Linked DNA regions of Homo sapiens: region 1 is linked to region 2. Evidence: read pairs that join two places in POLR2A ChIA-PET (ENCODE). Cell type or tissue: Panc1. All regions are shown on one strand. Links, peaks and the distances in the headings refer to the core of each region. The heading gives the core; the rest is flanking DNA. Region 1 overlaps LOC105374171 (a long non-coding RNA gene). Region 2 has its middle 52 kb from the start of MME.

Region 1 (4,000 bases), core at 1-4,000, 72 kb before region 2:
GATTTATAAGTCCCTATTAAATATTTCTCTCTGAGAAAAAAATAATTATATCAGAGAGACATCTAAACTCCCATGTTATGGCGGCACTATTCGTAATAGCCGAGATTAGAAATCAACATAGGTGTCCAGTAACAGACGAATGGATAAAGAAAATGTGGTATGTATACACAATGGAATACTATTCAGACATAGAAATTAATGAAATTCTGTTATTCTTTACAACATGGATAAAGTGGGAGGACATTATGTTAAATGAAGTTAATTGAAATATTACTATGTACCCCATGAATAGGTACAGTTTTAATTTGTCAATTTAAAACAAAATTTTAAAAACTTGTAAGAAATGAGAATGTCCAATGTCCAGAGAGCTCTTTCTCTGAAGACTTTAAAGAAAAAATATTATATTTTGAGAAAAAATAATATATTCCCTTTTCTTCCTTAAAGTATAAGAATATAAGAGATTATTACTCACATACTTCCTACAACAAGGATGACAAATTTAAAGCTCCTAAGCCCTAGGCCATCATGGCTATTCTGTCACCACTGAGCCAAAATAGAGCCCCAGAATGTTTTTCAGTTGAGCATTTCCAGCCATTTAACCTGTCAATAAGAGATATAGGAACTATTTCATTTTATTTATATACCCACCTTTCCCAGAATTAAAAAAAAAAAAGAAGTCTTGTGCTTCATAAAAGGTGTCTATTGAAACAAAACTAAACTCAAACCATAAAGAAACGAATAACATATCCTGAAGAAATTTCCTCTTTCTCAGAATTAAAAAGGCTTCAACCTTGAATTTTCAAAATAAACTCATCTCAGAGCTGCCACTGTGGTTAGTGAAAACTATTAAGCTACAGACTTCGTACTGATGTCACTCCTTCTCTATTCACTACGTGTGACCCATAGCCCTACCCTGTTTCTCTTCTGCTCTCTGCTTTCATAGGTCTCTGTTGGGTCACTTAGCTCAAGCTAAATGGAAAGAGTAGAAAAAGAGGCTTTCTTTAGCCTTCCTGTCAATATGCAGGCATATAACCTCACTGGAATCAGAAAACCTACAGATTATCACACTCCAACTGTCACAAATGACATCAGAACTGAGTTCATGTGAATACCAATTCTAACAGCATTTTTTAAAAATCAGGGCATGCTTTGTGCCCTCAGTAGAAAATGTTAGAAAAAGCACCTGTTGTTACCCCAATCCCTATCCCCATTTTACTTTCACCTTCTCTAGGTGAAAGCACATGTCAGGCATCAAGATCAAAGTCACACTGATAGAGAGCTAACAGAAATAAAAAGACTGAAGGAGGAAGAAAGGATGTTTATTAAATTGGGGGTCAAAAAAGGAGATAAATAGTATTATCTCCCCTCCTGTTTCAAGAAGAGGTAAAACAGGCTGGAATTTGAGAAACTTTTATTAGGTAAAAGGAAAGGATTTTGAAAACCAAAAAAAAAAAAAAAAGTTGATGATGGGGGCAGAATTTCTCGATTGTACTTTTTTAGGTATAGAGTTTTAGATGATGGGCATTTGTCTAAGACATTTTCAAGATTTCAGGAGACTTTATAAACCTGTGGAAGTGGATAGAAAGGTAGGAAGGCAGGTTAGGTGTGCTTTCAAATATACCAAAGAAGACCAAGATTGAGCTTCTAGACTACTGGCTAAAGAATCAGTGGGGGCCTTCAGATGATCTTCTTACTTGTCCAAACAAATTTACCATTAGGAGAAAAGGCAGATTTCTGAAGAATTACTTTGCAGAAATAAAGATATTATCAGGCAAGAAAAGCTACATTATGCTGCAGTGACAAAATCTTATTGACTTAAAGTAATCAAGTCTTGTTTCTTGTTCAATCTATACATTCACCTACTCTGCTCATAATCATTCAGGGAACACTCACCATCTCAAACATTAAAAATTAGAGAGAAAAGAATTATGAAGGTTCTTGCCTTGGCTATTAAATGATTTCCCTGGAAATATCATGTGCTACTTTTGCTCATAACTTATTATTCAGAACCAATCACAGGGCCTCACTCAGACACAATGAGGATGAAAAGTATGATACCATGTGCCTAGAACAGGAGACAGGGGATACATTTAAGAGTACAGCGCTAATAACTACCTCAAGAGGGCATCCTCCTGTTTCTCAAGAACCTAAGCAAGTATAATGGAGTCTCAGAGTCAGAAGAAGAACATTTATAACATGTCTTCTGCTTGTAAGTATGCATATAAAACAGAAGTGGCATAGAGCATAAATAAACTCTAAGCTACCTGATTCCCCCACTTCTGGCATGCAAGATAAGGTTTATAAATACTTGGAGCATCTAGGAAATTGATTCCTCGATATACGATTGATTGATTGATAGCTAGATAGCTAGCTAGAAATGAAGGAGGCTAGACTAAGGGTTAAGAGAAAATTATTTTTCCTTCTTCTATAGATAGATATAGCAAAAATATAATAGAATTTCATTAATTAGGGCTGGAATGGGAGAAATCCACACTGATTTAGTCAAAGGTATATATTATGAAATATATTAAAATTAATTTAATGTTATTTTAAGGAAATGATATTATTGTCAATATTACAAAATATTTAAGAGAAAATATTACACACAAAACCTCAAACAATCAGATTTAGTTCATATATATTGACTTAAATAATAAGGAATGCAATACATACCAAAAATTTGGCATACGTAGTCACAGACTTATAGACCCATTGATGTCTCTACTACCAAGTTATTGGTTTCATGGCCATCCAACTTTCCTTTGGACTAAAAAAGGATTCAGTTAGCTCGCCATAACATTTTATGATAAATTCATGGTTAAACTATACTTTTAAAAGATAACTACTAATTTTAGTTTGAAAACTAATGCACACTTTATCTAAGGTCATAAAAGACACATTGGTCATTGTTATTTATTCTTGCTTTACTCAGGTTTTTGTTGTTTTCTATTGTGAGAGTGATCAATTAAGATTGCAGAAAAAACTCTGAATAATATTACCAAAAAGGGAATATATTGAGAGGATCACAGCCAGTACAGGTGAAAAAGCCTACAATAGGCTTAAAAAAAAATAACACAAACTGGGGAATCAGAAATTAGACTATTATACAGGAGTGAATTGGCTACCACAGGATAAGGGCACACCTATCATTGTTTAGGGTTTTGCATCATTCTCCAAGAGTCTGCATCCTAGAGCAGATGCTATTTAACGTACCTAAAGTTGTGTTTCCATCCCCTTGGTTAGAAAAAGTCAAGATACTTTGATTGACAGGCTTCTTAATCTTGCACACAGTGAAGAGATAATTTCCCAAAAAGGATATGGGATTTTTTCCCAGATCAAGGGAAAACAGCGTAATGAATACTCAATAAAATAGGAAATATCTACTATACTAGAATCTGCTCCTAACAACTTTAAAATTCAACAACATTCTTTTTAGGGGCATATACAAACTTCCTCATATGGTTTGTAGTGGAAACTGAATGATAAAGGACCTTTTATGTCAGGAGTTTGGAATTCTGCCAAGCAGGTTATGAGGTCCTACTGCAGTGATATGATTTGTGTTTGTGTGTTTATTTGCTTAACTACTAATGGAAATGTGTGAAGTGGGTTACAGGAGTAAACCCAAGTATTAATAGAAAGACTAGTTAGGCAGCTGGCAAAAATTTAGTCAAAGCAAAGTTATAGGAACCAAATGTAAGAAAATGTCAGTAGAGCTAGAAAAAAGGGATCTGTATTAATTAGCATTTTGTATACAAAAAAAACCCACAAAACTTACAGATTTAAAACAACTACCACTTATTTAGCTGATTGGTCCTCAACCAGTGAAGTGGGGAAGTGGGTGGGACATTTGGCAATGTCTAAAGACATTTTTGGTTGTCACAGTGGGGGTGAGGATGCTGTGGTCATCTAGTTATTAGAAGCCAGGCATGCTGCTAAACATTTTATGATGCACAGGAAAGTACCACTCCTCCCCAAGAATTATTCAGTCCAAAATGTCAAT
Region 2 (16,522 bases), core at 4,729-8,728:
GAGAATTCCATGGGGGCAGGAATTTTTGTTCATTTGGTTGTTTTTCCAGTGCCTGGAACATAAGTACTCAGTAAATGCTTGTTGAAAGTAATACAGAGAGGCCGGGAGTGGTGGCTCATGCCTGTAATCCCAGCATTTTGAAGGCCAAGGCAGGCAGATCATGAGTTCAGGAGTTTGAGACCAGCCTGCCCAACATGGTGAAACCCCATCTCTACTAAAAATACAAAAATTAGGCGGGCATGGTGGTGCACACCTGTAATCCCAGCTACTCAGGAGGCTGAGGCAGGAGAATCGCTTGAACCCAGGAGGCAGATGTTGTGGTAAGCCAAGATCACGCCACTGCACTCCAGCCCGGGTGACAGAATGAAACTCTGTCTTAAAAAAAAAAAAAGTATACAGAAAAATGTTCTGAACTCAGTAAGATCACGGCTTTTATAGAGTGCCAAAGGAAAAGTTAATGAAGAGAAAAATAAGAAAAAATGTTTTCAGAATAACCTGGAGAGAAAGTATTCGGGCTTTAAAATAAAACTGGAGCTATATGGAAAAAGAAAGAGTGAGAGAGAAAGAGAGGGAGAAGGAGAGAGGGAAGGAGAAGAGATAGAGAAGGAGGGAGGGAGAAAAGGAGACTTTAAATTAGCTTAACAAGGTGTGGCTGGGAGTGGGCTTACGCCTGTAATCCCAGCACTTTGGGAGGCCGAGACAGGCAGATCACCTGAGGTCAGGAGTTTGAAACTAGCTTGGCCAACATGGTGAAACCTCGTCTCTACTAAAAATAAAAATTAGCCAGGCATGGTGGCACATGCCTGTAATCCCAGCTACTGGGGAGGCTGAGGCAGGATAATCACTTGAACCTCAGAGGCAGAGGCTGCAGTGAGCTGAAATCGTGCCACTGCACTCCAGCCTGTACGACAGAGCGAGACTCTGTCTCAAAAAAACAAAACAAAACAAAAAACAGGGTGCATGCTAAGACACCCCACTTCAAATAGTGTTTTTCGAGGTGTCTCAGCCAGTTCGGGCTACTATAACTGGCTGAGTATCATAGGCTGGGTGGCTTAAACAATTAAAATTTATTTATCACAGTTCTGGAGCCTGAGAAGTCCAAGATCAAAGTGCCTATGGATCCAGTGACTGCCATCTTTTCATTCTACGCTCACATGGTGGAGAGTAGAAGGAGAGGAAGCAAGCTCTTGTCACATGCATCCGTGTGACGAGACCACCAACAGGCTTTGTGTGAGCAACAAGGCTGTTTATTTCACCTGGGTGCAGGTGGGCTGAGTCCGAAAAAGGAGTCAGCAAAGGGTGGTGGGATTATCATTAGTTCTTACAGGTTTGGGATAGGCATACAAAGTACATTCTCAAGGGCAGTGAGAATATTACAAAGTAACTTCTTAAGGGCGGGCAAGAATATATCATATCAGTTAGGGTGGGGCAGGAACAAATCACAATGGTGGAATGTCATCAGTTAAGGCTATTTTCACTTATTTTGTGGATCTCCAGTTGCTTCAGGCCATCTGGATGTATACGTGCAGGTCACAGGGGATATGATAGCTTAGCTTGGGCTCAGAGGCCTGACAGCTCTCACATCTCTCTTCTTATAAGGGCACTGCCTTAGTCCCTTTGGGTTCCTATCACAAAATGCCTGAAACTGGGTAGCATATAAACAACAGAAATTTTCATCGCACACTTCTGGAGGCTGGGAAGTTAAAGATCAAGGCTCTGGCAGATTCGATGTCTCATGAAGGCTCATTTTCTGGTTCATAAATGATGACTTCTCACTGTGTCTTCACATGGTGAAAAGAGGGAGGCAGTTCTCTGGGTTCTCTTTTATAAGGGTACTAATCCCAATTATGAGAGTTAAGTCTCACAAAGACCCCACTTCTCAATATCATCCCCAAAGCCCCACCTCCCAATACCATCATCTTGAGGGCTGGCATTTCAACATATAAACTTGGAGGTTGGGGCGGGGGGCACAAATATTTAGACCATAGCAGGCACTAATCTCAACAATCAGGGCTCTACACTCATGACCTTATTACCTACTAAAGGTCCCACCTCCTAATATGAACATCTTAGGAGTTAGAATTTCAACATATGAATATTTGAGGGACAGAAACATTCAGGCCAAAGCACAGAGTCTTTTCCATGGAGCCTTACAAATCAGGGAAGGAGTCAAATACAGACTTCAGCCCCCAAATCCATATCTGCCCCTCAGTTTTACATCTTCAATATTTTTAGTTTCTGGATAAGATTTTTTCTTTTAAAAAATGCCTTAGATTAAAAATAAACATAAAAGAGTGAAACTACTACCATAAAGTATGTTATACCAGGAAATTCTTGAGAGAGATTTGCTGAAGACTGCTGATAGAAAAGGTCAGGATCACAGAAAGTGGACTATTCTCTGCCTTCTCTCAGCATCTAGGCTTCAGGTTGTAAAGAAGCTTGGGAAAGAGAGCAGAGCTAAAGCAAAGAAAACGAACATGTTCTTTAGGGAAATGTGTAACTGAACTTGGAGTTGAGGTGGTCTGGCTGATGAGCCAGGGCTGGAAGTAGCAACAAAGAAAAGCCCTCTTCCAAAGACCATTCAAACTTTTATTTGTGGAAGTGAGTGTGCTGTGCAGTGAGTTTACAACTTCAGAGGACACCGAGACAAGAACACAAAGGCATTCTTGGAAATAACTCAGAAAACAAGAGTTGAGAATATGTGGAATGTAGTGGGAATACAAAAGCCTTGTAGTTTTTAGTATTGGGAACAGTGGTGTGGCCTCCTTCCGGAGTGATATACATGCTTTCATCCACAGTTCCTGTCTCATAAGTCCCATAGCCTTTGTTATAATGTTGAGATGCCTTAGGCCTCAGAAACAGGCCTCAGAAGACAGGATCTCTCTCTCTCTGACCCTCCCCTGCCCTCCTTTTATGTGCCTGAGGCAGGACTATAATCTGATTTTGGGTCATAAGACCCTCATTCCAGAGAACCTTCTGCCCCATACCCTGGAAGAAGGATTGCTCCACAGACATGCCAAGAAGAATCTGGACAGGCCTTGCTGGGTTTTCCCACTCTGCCTGTTTGTACTAAATTATACCTTTTTGTCCAATCACATTTCTACATGATTGTCAATCATGCTTATCCAATGAAGTCTTCATAAAAGATCCAAGAAGACAGGGTTTGGGGGCTTCTGGATAGCTGAACACGTGGAGGTTTATAAGAAACCAAACAAGAATTTATCCATGTGCCGGGAGGGTGGTGCACCCCAACTCCACAAGGACAAAAGCCTCTGTGTCCAGGATCCTTCCAGACCTCACCCTTGCATCTCTTCATCTGGGTATTTATTTGTATCATTTAAAATATCTTTGTAATAAACTGGTAAATATAAGTTTCCCTGAGTTCTGTGAGCCACTCTAACAAACTAATTGAACCCCAAGAGACGGCTGTAGGAACCCCAGTGGAAGCTGATTGGTCAGAAATTCTGGAGCTTGGACTTGTGACTGGTGTCTGAACTGGGTGGGGGAAGTCTTGGGGACTGAGTCCTCAACCTAGGGATCCAAGGCTATCTCCAGGTAGTGTCAGAATTGAATTAGAGGAAACCCAGCTGGTGTCCTCTGCTTCATGTGTGGGGAAAAACCCACATACATTCGGTCACAGAAGTCTGTGTCAAGGCCAGGTGCAGTGGCTCACGCCTGTAATCCCAACACTTTGGGAGGCTGAGGTGGGCAGATCACTTGGGGTCAGGAGTTCAAGACCAGCCTGGGTAACATGGTGAAACCCTGTCTCTACTCCAAATACAAAAATTAGTTGGGCATAGTGGCGGGCCCCTGTAATCCCAGCTACTCGGGAGGCTGAGGCAGGAGAATCTCTTGAACCCAGGAAGTGGAGGTTGCAATGAGCCGAGATGGCACCATTGCCCTGGGCAACAAGAGTGAAATTCCATCTCCAAAAAAAAAAAAGAAGTATGTGTCAGTTGTTGTAGTGAGAGCAGAAAAAAAACACCCAGTGAGTGTTGTTTTTTCCACATTCCTACTGAGTATGACGAATGGTTGTTGATGGTTATCACTGGAGATTGAAAACTGGGATTCCTTTTTCACCAGGAATTGGTGCCTACCATGGCTGGGGATACACAGTGATGGATTTGTGACTTGCTCCTCTGAAAGCTGGCCCAAGGGTGTACAGCATATGAATGTGGGGGAGTTTACACTACACACGCTCTTGGCTGTAAGTAGTTGAGTTTCATTTTTTAAATTTATTACTAACTGCTTAACTTTAGTTGAAGCCTGAGAATCTTATCTACACTGATATAATTTATGCTGTTAGCATTTCACTTTATGCAGCTCTTAATCCACTCCCATGCCCCAACTTGATGCTTAATTTGGTGTATGTATTGATTTATGTTGTTTTCACAAGAATAATAAATAGAGCTGGCAGTCTGAAGAGAGGACAATAAAGTTGTAAATAAAGGAGGGGAGTAATGCCATTCAACCTTAACTTTATATATTGATATCATTCCACTTTTTCTGCTATATTATAACTGATATTATCAACATGTGTCTATTTTATTGATACTTTTTGCACTGATCTTGCCCTGATTTGGTCATTTTTGGTGAACAATTTTAGAAATAAGAGCATAACATAGAAAAAGGGACATCTGTCGTAGAGATACATTTCCTATAAAGGTGCATACTTATGTGCACATAAAATTATATATGAATGCAGAAAATGTCTACAATGAAAAATAAAAATGGTCCTGCCTATGGTAGAATTACTGCTGCAGGAAGTAGAGGGGAATTGGGGTGATATCTTTGGAAGCATAGGAAGGACCATCAAACAACTCAAAACCATGCCACATGAAAAATAGCTGAAAAAGTGTGATTTTTTCAACTTGGAGAAAATAGACCCACTGAACTTAATAGCTGTCTCCAAATATGTGAAGTCTGTCTCGCAGAAAGATCAGGCTTGTTAGGTAGGGCCCCAGGGGCAGATAATGAGGGATGCATCTTCCTGAAAGGTGGAGCAGAGTATCTGCAACACTCAAACCTCTTACTCTGGCTCTGAGAGGAAAAACACCACCCAGGGTGCAGCCCAGCCTTTGCCACTATATGCCTGCCAATGGGGAGGACACATCTACTCAGCCAACTGTGCCAGTGACCAGAGATAAACTCTGATGGGTTTGTGCTTTATTCTTCTAAAATTGGTGTCAGGGTGCACAGTAAATGAATTCTGGAGAACTAGGGGAAATTTGTAGGCAAAAGTAGAGACAAAGTATGGATCACTTTGGGAGGCCGAGGTGGGTGGATCACTTGAGGTTAGGAATTCGAGACCAGCCTGGTCAGCAAAGTGAAACCCCATCTCTACAAAAATACAAAAATTAGCTGGGCATCGTGGCAGGCACCTGTAATCCCAGCTACTCAGGAGGCTGAACCAGGAGAATCACTTGAACCCAGGAGGCAGAGGTTGCGGTGAGCCGAGATAGTGCCATTGCACTCCAGCCTGGGAGACAGAGCGAGACCCTGTCTCAAAAAAAAAAAAAAGTAGAGACAAAGTAGATACCAAGTGGTATCAGATTTTTTCTTTCTTTCTTTCTTTTTTTTTTTTTTTTTTTTTGAGACAGAGTTTCACTCTGTCGCCCAGGCTGGAGTGCAATGGCACGATCTCGGCTCACTGCAACCTCTGCCTCTTGGATTCAAGCAATTCTCTCCTGCCTCAGCCTCCCAAGTAGCTGGGATTACAGGTGCCCGCCACCATACCCAGCTAATTTTTATATTTTTAGTAGAGATGGGGTTTCACCATGTTGGCCAGGCTGGTCTTGAACTCCTGACCTCAAGTTATCTGCCTGGTATCAGATTTTTGCAGACTAAAAGATATCAGGTATCAGGTTTTAGCAAACCATAGAAATATTAATAATCCTAAAAAAAAGCCAAACACAGAAAGAAAGTACAGATTCTGCCCCTCTTTTGCCAGTGTAGCCATGGACATTCTAACAGCAGTTACATTGATCTGTTCTGCTATAGGCATGCTCCATGCATTTCCCTTGGGAAACTGAAGCAAACAGGATTGAATGCTTAGGGTTTGTTTGTTTGTTGGGGTAGGGGGGTGGGTGGAGTTGTTTTAAGGAACACTCCCAGCTCAGTGTCCATTTATCTATTCATTGAGGCCCTCACAACTTGTCAGTCAGGAAACTCAAATGGGTTAAAAAAATGAACTCTGGAGCCAAGGTGCTAGGGTTTAAATCCCACTTCTACCACTGAATGGCTTTTTTTATTGTTATTATCACTAGTCCCTCAAGGTCAAAGACAGAGTTAGATCACTACTTCCCTGTAAGAAAAATAAGCCTTGGCTGAGCGCAGTGGCTCACACCTGTAATCCCAGCACTTTGGGAGGCCGAGGTGGGTGGATCACCTGAAGTTAGGAATTCAAGACCAGCTTGGGCAACATGGTGAAATCCCGTCTCTACTAAAATTGCAAAAATTAGCTGGGTGTGGTGGCGCGTGCCTTTCATCCCAGCTACTTGGGAGCCTGAGGCATAAGAATCGCTTGAACCCCACAGGCAGAGGTTGTACTGAGCCGAGATCATGTCACTGGACTCCAGACTGGGTGACAGTGAGACTCTGTCCCATTCCCCCCACCTCCCCCAGAAAAGCAAGCAAGAAAGAAAAAGAAGCCTCTTAAGTAATACCCTCATCCAGCTATCCTAGTATCTGAGTGTGATTCTTCATAAATAAAGCTGTAGAAACACAAATGTCCAGAAGCAGGTTGATGATGTTTCCTAACCTCTTTTTCCTTTATGTCTTTAAACAAAACAAGAGTTTACAATAGATTTGCTACTTTATTCTGTCTATCTACTCAGACAGTAATAATAATTTTAACAAGCATTGATTCAAATATTAAATTACCCAATAGATCTATTTAGCCTGGGTATTTTGCAAGCACCTCAATTTCAACATCCCAGAAACTGAAGTCTCAAGCTTCTCTTTGCATTTCTAATATTTGTCAATATACTTAGACATTTCCAAAATCATTTTTGGTTTGGCAGTGCTACCCTGCTAAATTTTTCTCAAATCCATCTCTTCCTTGGACTCATTTCAGAACTGCCCTGAGTCAGGGCTTCTTGATATATTGCCTGGATTCCTGCTCTAATCTCTCAATGCTTCCTGTCTCTCTCTTCTCTTGTACGTAACACTTCCCTCATCTACACAACCATAAGGAAGAGCTCTCTAAAATGCAGATCTGATCTTACACTCCTATTTCCTGTAAAGTCTAAAGCCCTGGGCAAGGTTTTTATGGTTCTTCAAGGTTCCAATTTATCTTTCTAGTCCTGCTCACTCCCTGCTGTGCTTGTTCAGCCTTAAAGGCTATTAGCGGATTTCTCCCAACCACCTTCCCTGCCCTCAGCACATACAGAGTGCCAGGGCCCTTCTGGGCCTTTGCTCATGCTACTTGCTTTATCTGAGTGCTCTTCCTCCTTTCCCTGATCTGAAAACCTCTATTCAATCTTAAAGGCCCAGCTCAAATATTACTGTTGTTAAATTTCTTTGTGTTAGGATTTCTTCTATAGAATCCCTTAACAGTAGGCTTAGATAGAATTTTAGCATTTTAATAGCATTAAAGGTATAACTGGCTAAAAGGCAACAGATTAAAAACACACAAATAGTTTACTCTGACAATGAGATTAGGTGCTTTTTAAACTATATGATTTATAGTTTTATGCATTTTAACCTTCACAGCTAGCCCAATCCTAAGCACATAATAGATACTCAAAAAGTTTGTTGACTGAATAAATGAAATAAATCTTTTACCTCAAATATATTAATATTTTTACTTTTCATCAGCACAATCAAATAGAGATGTACTTTTTTGCCTTGTATTATCTGTTTACTAATTTCTAGCAATCTATTCATGCATGGGTAAATGTAACCCTAAAGAGAGAATTCTGCCTTCTTTTTAAAATGGGAATGGACTCAGTGAAAGGAAAGGGGTGAGGACCATCATTTATTCATTCATTTGATGCCTATTATCATGCACCTTTCTAGGCTCTGGAGATTTAGTGAAACAGACAACATTTCTACTCTCCAGGATCTTCTCTTCTATAAAGATAGGACAGAAGAGAAACAAGTAAACAGACAAATAAGTTAATTGTGTTTAGTGATAAGGACTAAGAGAACCATAAAATGGATTAATGTGGCACAACCTAATTAGAAATGGGGAATACATGAGATTGGGTGGTTACCTTGCCAATGAAGTGAGAGCTGCATGTTGAAAGGAGCCAGCCATGTAATAATCTGGGAATAGAGAGGACAGTTAGGGTAAAGCCTAAGGACAGGAGTGAGGAAAAGGCAGGAGGCAATGTGGCTGCTCATTATTAGCAAGGGGATCACCTGGTGTAGCAGATGCTGTACTACCTGCTTTCCACATTTCTACGTTTATGTCTGATTATATCTTCAGAAGGCTAGCCACACTTTATAGATGGAGGAACAGATCATCAGAGCAAGATAGCAGACTTTTCCAAGTCTTGTATCTTGGAAATGAAAGGTGTAATTATTCTAAATGAATTCTGACTGTCTCAGAAGTTTAGGATCAAACGTCAGGCTAAAGTAAAATGATTTTTGGTAGCATTACATCTTTATTGTCAATTGAAATGTCAACCTAAAGTAATCAAAAGGGTCAGCATTTATTTTTAAAAAGAATTCATTCCAGTCTAAATTTGCCTCTCTTGGACTTCTAGGGGTTTCTTTTTGTTACTTACAAGTTAGTTTGGGCTACAAAGACTTAATTTTAGTGTTTGAAATTTGATTTGGGGAAGTACAGCAAATATCAAAGGTTTAAAACACTTCATATCAAAACAGAATCACAGGTTATGGTAAAATAAGTCAATCATTTAGCCAAAGTGATCATGTAAAGGTTTCACAAAAAGCAAAAACTTTTAATCTTTGATAGAAAGGAGATCAAAGTTATTAAACAAAGTCCTAATAAACACAACATGAGACCAACAGAATCTGTCTCTTCCTTTGTCCAAATTTTTGCAGTTCATGCAAAAGGGAAGCACAATTTTTCTTACTATTTCTTGTTAATACTACACAAAAAGGAGGAAACCAAATTTTACTTTTGTATTAGTGTATTATCAATACTAAAGCCAATTTTAATAAAACCTTAAAAACAAATCCATCCAATCTCAACCAACTTTGACCATATAAGAGTTTCATAAACCTTTTATAACTTCTTAAAAAATTTTTTTCTATTTATTCCTTTCTCCAATATTTTAGGTCCTTTTAGTTTTATTTATATCATAGTCCTTTAATTTAAATAACCTCTTAAACTAGACAAATTAATTTTTTACTAAAAAACCACATTTTTATGTTTTTGTTTTTTCTAAAGATAAATCTTTTTTATATTTGCATCAAGACTATTTTTCCCGTATCTAGTATTTAATTACACATAAAATTAATTTAGCTCAAGCCAAGTCAAGCAAGTATCAAAAGTATAACAAAATGAACAGTTTTAGGACCTTAAAATATCTATTAGAAACAGTGTAACCCTGTCTGAGCAGTAGACCCTGGCAAAATGTATGAATTATATTTAATACTAACAATTCTGAAGACATTTACATGTTATTTTGGCAACAATTTTAAAACTAGTTCTACTTGCCAAAGAATACTAAAATCATGTGAACGAAAAGGCATTTGAGTTAGTTTCTATTTTTCTGATAAAATACTTAAGTACTTAATTTTCCTCTAAGCCAATTAATTAAAGTTCTTTCCCACATTTTGATAGTGAAATATCACATACTCATGACACATATAAATATATAGACATATAGGCACACAGACAGAAATAGATCTTATGCCTTTAGAATATTCTTCATTTACCAATTTTTAAATAGTTTTTCTCTCCCTTTAGACTATTGAGGCCTAAGCAATTGTTAGTTAGGCAATCCTCAATTTGCATGCCCAAAGACATGACTTTTAGGTGAACATTTACATCCCAAAGGCACAGAAATTAGATCTAAACGCCATTATTTGTTCAGACAAAAAAGGGAATAGGTAAAGATTCAATCAAGATAAAATGGTTGAGAAAAGTGTCTTAAGAATGGTAAATTATATAAACTTTAAGCCAATGTCTTCCTCACTGTAAAAGTTTCTAGTGGTTTAGGTACAGGAGGGAGATGCCCTTACAAATGGAGATTTTCTTTGTAAGTATAATTTTTTCTTTTATATAGAATTTCAAAATAGCCAGCTAAATCCCAGAAAGTCATATTTTGGAGACCAATCTACACTTAGGTGGTCTTTTCAACTTTGCTTGTTTTGTTTTTGTTGTTGTTGTTGTTGTTAGATTATTGACTTCAGGGTGTAGCCCTTTAATCGATAGGGCAAAGAAAGCATTTTCTGTATCTGTACTCAGTGTAGATAGCTCCGAAAAGAAACAAGAATACTTTGCCTGAAGTCCTATCTTTTATAAACACTTTATCCAGCTTTTTTTTTTCTAGTTTAAACCAAGAGTATTTTTTCACAAACCAATACATCTTAACAAAGTTTATGACTTAACTGATAATAAGCTAGGCATCTCCAAAGAGGTGCCAAGCAATCCTCACAAGATATAGGATCACCCCAAAGACAGCTCAAAGAAAGAAAAGTTTTGCTAGCTGCAAATGGAATACATGTCACATTTCTGTCTGGCTGTATTTTCTACGATCTCAGCTTGTCAGCTAAGTGCCTATGCATGAAGGTCCAAAAGCCTTGTATGCCCCACAGATGGAGAGACCGGATGTGAAAATCTGTCCATGGAAGAGGAAAAAAAATCAATAATAAATGGTTACTCCAAAAGATCAAGAGTCATATGAATAATTTAAAACAAATAAGACTGGTTCCCTGATAGGGAATTCATCCTGGGTCACAGTCATAGCAGCACAGAATCTTAGCCATAGACTGCAGTTTGGAATGATTTTCTTTAAGTCCTACAGGGGATCCAAAGAGGGAACTTTGAGATGTAAAGGATTTTAACTTGTTTCAGCTGTAATGTTGCTTAGCTAATCCCTTGAATGTTAACATTTTACAGACATGTTAAGCTTTACATCTTTAAGAGCAGGGTATTTAAAGGGTATCATCTGATATTAGGTCAATAAATCATAAGTGTCATTTATTAATTCCAGTTTAGAAAAAAAATTGTTGGATCTGTATTTTATAATTTCAGTAGTTTCATTTTCATTCTGTAGCAACTCTGTTCCCTCTGGTCCAAATTTAAATACATTTTCCCCTTTTGAGAGAAAGAAAATTGTGCAATATGGAATTCCAAAAATTTGCCTAAGAGATGTGTGGGAGTTGAGGGAACAAGCAGAAAGAGGTAAGTTCAGATCATAGAGGAAGAAGAAGGAGTAGTTGGAAATAAAAGGGAGAAAACTTTGAATGTCTTTTTAAATTTAGAAATAGTTTTAGGCAATCTCTTGTAAAGAAATGACTTTATCAGAATGTCTTTTAGAAGCTTCTAAGTACCATTGAAAAATAGCTCTCTAGGTTGTTTTGTTTTTATTTTATAGCCAGCTTTTGCTTTTTGTTTGTTTTGTATTGTTTTGTTTTTGAGACAGAGTTTCGCTCTTGTCGCCCAGGCTGAAGTGCAGTGGCAAGATCTTGGCTCACTGCAACCTCTGCCTCCCGGGTTCAAGTGATTCTCCTGCCTCAGCCTCCCAAGTAGCTGGGATTACAGGTGCCCACCACCACACCCGGCTACTTTTTTGTATTTTTAGTAGAGACGGGATTTTGCCATGTTTGGCAGGCCGGTCTCGAATTCCTGACCTCAGATCATCCGTCCGCTTTGGCCTCCCAAAGTGCTGGGATAACAGGCATGAGCCATCGCACCCGGCCACCAGCTTTTGTTTTTAATTAAACATGCAGATAAACTAATGTAGCTATTTCCAAGGTACCCCATTTTCACTATTTTAGTTTGGGGTCTTCACAGCTTAAGTAAAACCATTTTTCTAGATATTGATGTGAGGTAACACCATAAATATTATACATAAATCTCACTGTAGTTTTTAAAGATAGATCTCTCCTTTAGAGGTACGATAGTCCATAATTTAGATTTTCCTTTTGAATGACCAAAAAGATCTTGTAGGAGAAATTTTGTTCATTTAAGGAGAAAGATTAGATTTGTCAATTGAATCAAGCTTCAGAATCTGACCAGTTTTAAAGATTACAAATTTTCCCTTAAGCCACAATTATTTCACTTTTTGTTTTTAAAAAGAAGTTGTTTCTCCTTGACCAAATTTCATACAACAGAAAATGTTGCAAACTCTAACAAGAAAGACATTCAAAACCTCAGTAAAAAGTAAAAATCCCAAATCTGCAGTCAGCAAAATCTCTAGAAAATAACCAATGAAACTCCTATCTTAAAAGCAGAGCTTCAATTCCAACTCCATTGACTGTGAATTAGGTTGCTTGAATACAGTCTGAATCTCAAATCAAAATCAGGGAGATTTGAAATCTGAAAGGAGCCTCAACAGATGCCCACTGGCTCTGGCAAGGTCAGATGAACAAAAACCATTCGTGCTGGGATCAAGTCTCTAATTGTGGGCAAAATGACAGGGATCACAGGAGGCTTGCTTCTGGTCCCCCTGGGTCACCAAAATGTCAACCTAAAATAATCAAAAGGGTCAGAATCTAGTTTAAAGAGAGTTTATTCAAACACAAAGTTCGAGGATAGACTATACAAGAAAAAGAGATTACAAAAAATGGAAGCCAATGTTTTGAAGCACAGAAGTTTGGAATCACTTATATAGACAAAGCTAGAGAAGTTTAACAGAATTTCAACCTCTTTCTATGTAAGGCTTAATGCATAGTTACAATGATCTAATTAGCTGAGGTGGTCTTTTTCTTTTGGGAAAGGCATATTTAACATTCCATACTAAAGATGTAACTGTCATGGAATCTTGTGTGGCATCTGGTCTGAGTTAGGTACAGGGCAATAAAGGAGAAAGTTAATCTATAAAAAAGACCTGTGATTGGAAGAGGGGAGATCTGGTTTCTGTCTCTTTTAGTCATTTACAGAACAAGAACATTAAAGAAGAGAGTTAAGCTATAACCTAAGAAGCAGAATTGCAAACATGCTATGTGACTCAGGCTCCAGGGCTTAACTTCCTCTTTGGCACCATAAATTTAGAGTGTCCTGAAATTTTGTTCTATTTCATAATAAACTGCTGTGAACATGATAAGAAGAAAATACAGTGAAATCCCTTAATATATTGCTGACGTTAGAATAGACAATATTGCCCACCTTCAAGTTTAAATCTATTATATTAAGCTTTTCTTTATTTGCAAGTTATATGTTTCAAAAACTGTTTTCTATTCATTCAAAACTATGGTGGAAACTATGTAACAAGCTTCATTATAATGGAATTTTAATAGATCAAGTGAAAATGCCTATTGTTATAAATACTAATAAAGTTAAAACTCATGGTTAGATGAGAATATCAACTACTTGAATTTTTTACAGTTTAAAGATAAAATAAGAGAGACTTCAATGTTAAAAGGCAACATTTGTTGGCTAAACATTGCTTCCTATTTGATGTTAAAACAGTCTATCAGTTCTTCAAGGCTGAACTAGCAGATTAAACAAATAAGAAAATGCATCCACCAAGCAATTGAGGGCATGTCAAAAGAGCAGGCAGTTTGTAGTGAATACAATGAACAGATATACCTATGTTTTATTAAAAAAAAATGTAGTCCATCAGGGGTCAGTAACCACCAAAAGCCTAATTAAAATGTTGATAAAAATCCCATATAACTTTCTTCCCTTGGACCAGAATAAACTTGAGGCAATATAGAATTCAATTACACCTACACTGGGAGACATTCCTTAAACCTAAGATACCAACAGATTCAAAATTAGCGTATTATCTCAATTAATATATGCAGCACACTAGGTCAATTGCCTTAAGAAATTAGGCCACAGATTTTTAAAATGTACACAGGGAAAAAGACTACCTCCAAAGTCATTTCTAAGAAGCATGCCTTCCTCCTCAACTTAACAGTAAGATGTGAGTTTTGAAGACCTGATCTGTATACAAGATTAAAATAGAAATCCTTTACCTATATAGCAAGTACCAGAGCACTGTAGCCACAGTTCACAAAGAGGATTTGGGTGGGTGTGTTCTCTGACCATCAAAGAAACTTACCACCAGTTCATTTCTGAGTCCCAGAATGTGCTTTGGTTGTTTTCTGAGATTTATTTTCCCTCCAAGTATGCTTTTTCTGCCCAAGTGGAGATTCCCTGGCAATAATAAATAATTTCCTTTATACCTAAAAACCTCATTAGAAATACAGACCATAGTTATCAACTTGATTTTAGGAGCAAGAGGTTAGAAGTGATGTTTTCCTGGCCTTGTGCAGTCTGTCTAACTTTAGAAGAGGTACAGAGCCTTATTAACAAGGAAGAAAACAATTTACAGGGTTTTTTGAACATGGCTTCAATATCTGTGATTGATTAGATTTCAGAAGGTTAAGAGGGAATATGATGCAATTGAGATTTTTATAAAGCACAAATGAAGGAAAACTGGGTGTTTCATTTTGAAATAAACCCCCTAGGGTCTTAATAAAATATCTAGCAGTCATTACTCGATATACTCACTGCCTCTTCTGCCCCTTCCTAACAAAACTGGAAGAAGTTTAAAGAACTTTAACATTTTACCCCATGGGTCCATGTCTGTTAGTCAGTTTGGAAATAAAGCATAAAAAATAATGAAAGAAAGTTTGAATTTACATCCAGGATAACAAACAAGTTTCATATTTCCTGACAAATTCAATCAATTAGTGGTGGTGCCTGGAGTTCTGTGTTGAGCAGAATGGCGAAGTACATTGGTTCAGTGAGAAAGCCACAATGGATTATTTATGTTTACCATCGACTCAGGAAGGGAATGTACCAGCACTCATACTATGCACTTGCTAAATCTGATAAAGACATTCAAAGAAATAATGGAGATGGAATGTTTATTTTAGAAATCACGATGGAGAAAAAATAAAACTTTCATACCAAAAAGGGAGAAAAGGAAAAATACGTGTGTGTGTGTTTTCCATGTAATGCTTCTAGAGTAAAGCCATTCATATATTCCTTAAGTACATATTTATTTAGTACTTATTTAATATTAATAATACTATAATGTCTATAATATAAATATAAAATATTTCATATTTAATGTACTTACCTATAAAGCACATTAAATATAAAATGTAAATTATATATTATATATAAATAATAAAATAATAAATATGTATTAAGTGCATCATTCCAAGGTGATAGAGATATGATAGGAAACAAATTTCCCACCCTATTATCATCCATGTGATGAAAAATCAAGAAAGCAATTGAACAAGTTAAGATATTCTGGGAGTTATAATGGCTGAGAATTTTTTTAAAGCAAAGAAAGTGAACAGAGATTATGGAGGGAGTGATTTCATATGAAATGGTCAGGGAAGGCTTCTTTAAGAAGGTGGCATTTGAAGAGAACCTGAAAGAAGTTAGTGGAAGGGCTGTGTAGATATATGGGGGGCAGGTACCCAGTTCAGGAAGGAGTGATTTGGGAGTATCCTTGACATGTTTAAGTTCAGCGTAGCTGGCCTGTAGAGAACATTAGGGAAAGTGGAAGAGATAAGGTGAGAGAAGTGGAGGGGAGAGGCTGCACCGGGGAGCAGATGATGAGGGACCTAGCTTCATTGGCCATTGTAAGAGAGGTGTCTCTTATTTTGAAACAGAAAGTTGCCAGTGGAGAGTTCTGAGCAGAGCAATGACATGGATAACTTGGCTGCTGTTGAGAAAAACTGTGGCATAAAAGGGAAAGGGTCAAAAATAAAAGAAAATACACCACTCAGGAGGGTGCTGCAATAATCCAGGCAAAAATGATGGTACCTTGAACCAGTATAGTTGTGGTGGAGGTGATGAGAAGGGATCATATTCAGAATATTTTGAAGGTAAAGCAGATGGAATTTACTAATGCATTGGAGGTGAGATATGAGAGAAAGAGAAGATTCCAGGAAGACTCCAATATTTATGGCCTGTGCAACTAGTAAAATAGATATGTCATATGTTGTGATAAGCAGAATTGTGAGAGCAGCATTTTCAGTGAAATCACTACTTAATCTTTGAATCTGTTAGATTCTTTTTAATGTTTTAAATCAACTTCGTTAGATATAATTCACAATCAATAAAATACACCAATTTAAAATGTTCAGTTTGAGAAGTTTTGACAGTTTTACGCTTTTATGTAACCATCACTGGAATCAAGATATAGAGTTTTTTTTATTAACCCCAACATTTGTCTTGAGTCCTGTCCCAGTCAATTACCCAGCCATCACAGGCTCCAGGCAACAACTGATCTGATTTTTGTCCCTATACCTTTAATTGGTCTCTTCTAGCATTTCATATACATGTGATCATACAGTATGTAATTCTTTGGGTTGACTTCTTTCACTCAGAGTAATATTTTCAAGATTTTATATATATTATGCATATCAGTAGTTCATTTCTTTTATTATTTTTTATTATTGAGTTGTA

The links. Peaks named below come from ENCODE experiments on the same cell type or tissue, not always from the same donor. Only the 100,000 strongest peaks of a DNase experiment are listed, where the experiment ranks them.
Region 1: POLR2A ChIA-PET joins it to region 2 with 5 read pairs; 3 of 35 experiments call an interaction of 5 or more read pairs at or near these places.

What each region holds. Positions count from the first base shown.
Region 1 is chr3:154,952,840-154,956,839 of GRCh38, forward strand. It overlaps LOC105374171 (a long non-coding RNA gene), which reads right to left. Exons shown (of 5, transcript XR_001740568.2): 3 at 2,674-2,767. Among named protein-coding and RNA genes, the nearest start is that of MME, 130 kb to the right of the region's middle. In Panc1, for the core only: no CTCF peak of the experiment used is centred there; a DNase peak (open chromatin) is centred at 2,120.
Region 2 is chr3:155,020,118-155,036,639 of GRCh38, forward strand. It overlaps a transcript of MME not described here. Among named protein-coding and RNA genes, the nearest start is that of MME, 52 kb to the right of the region's middle. RefSeq lists a silencer at 7,223-7,517. In Panc1, for the core only: no CTCF peak of the experiment used is centred there; no DNase peak of the experiment used is centred there.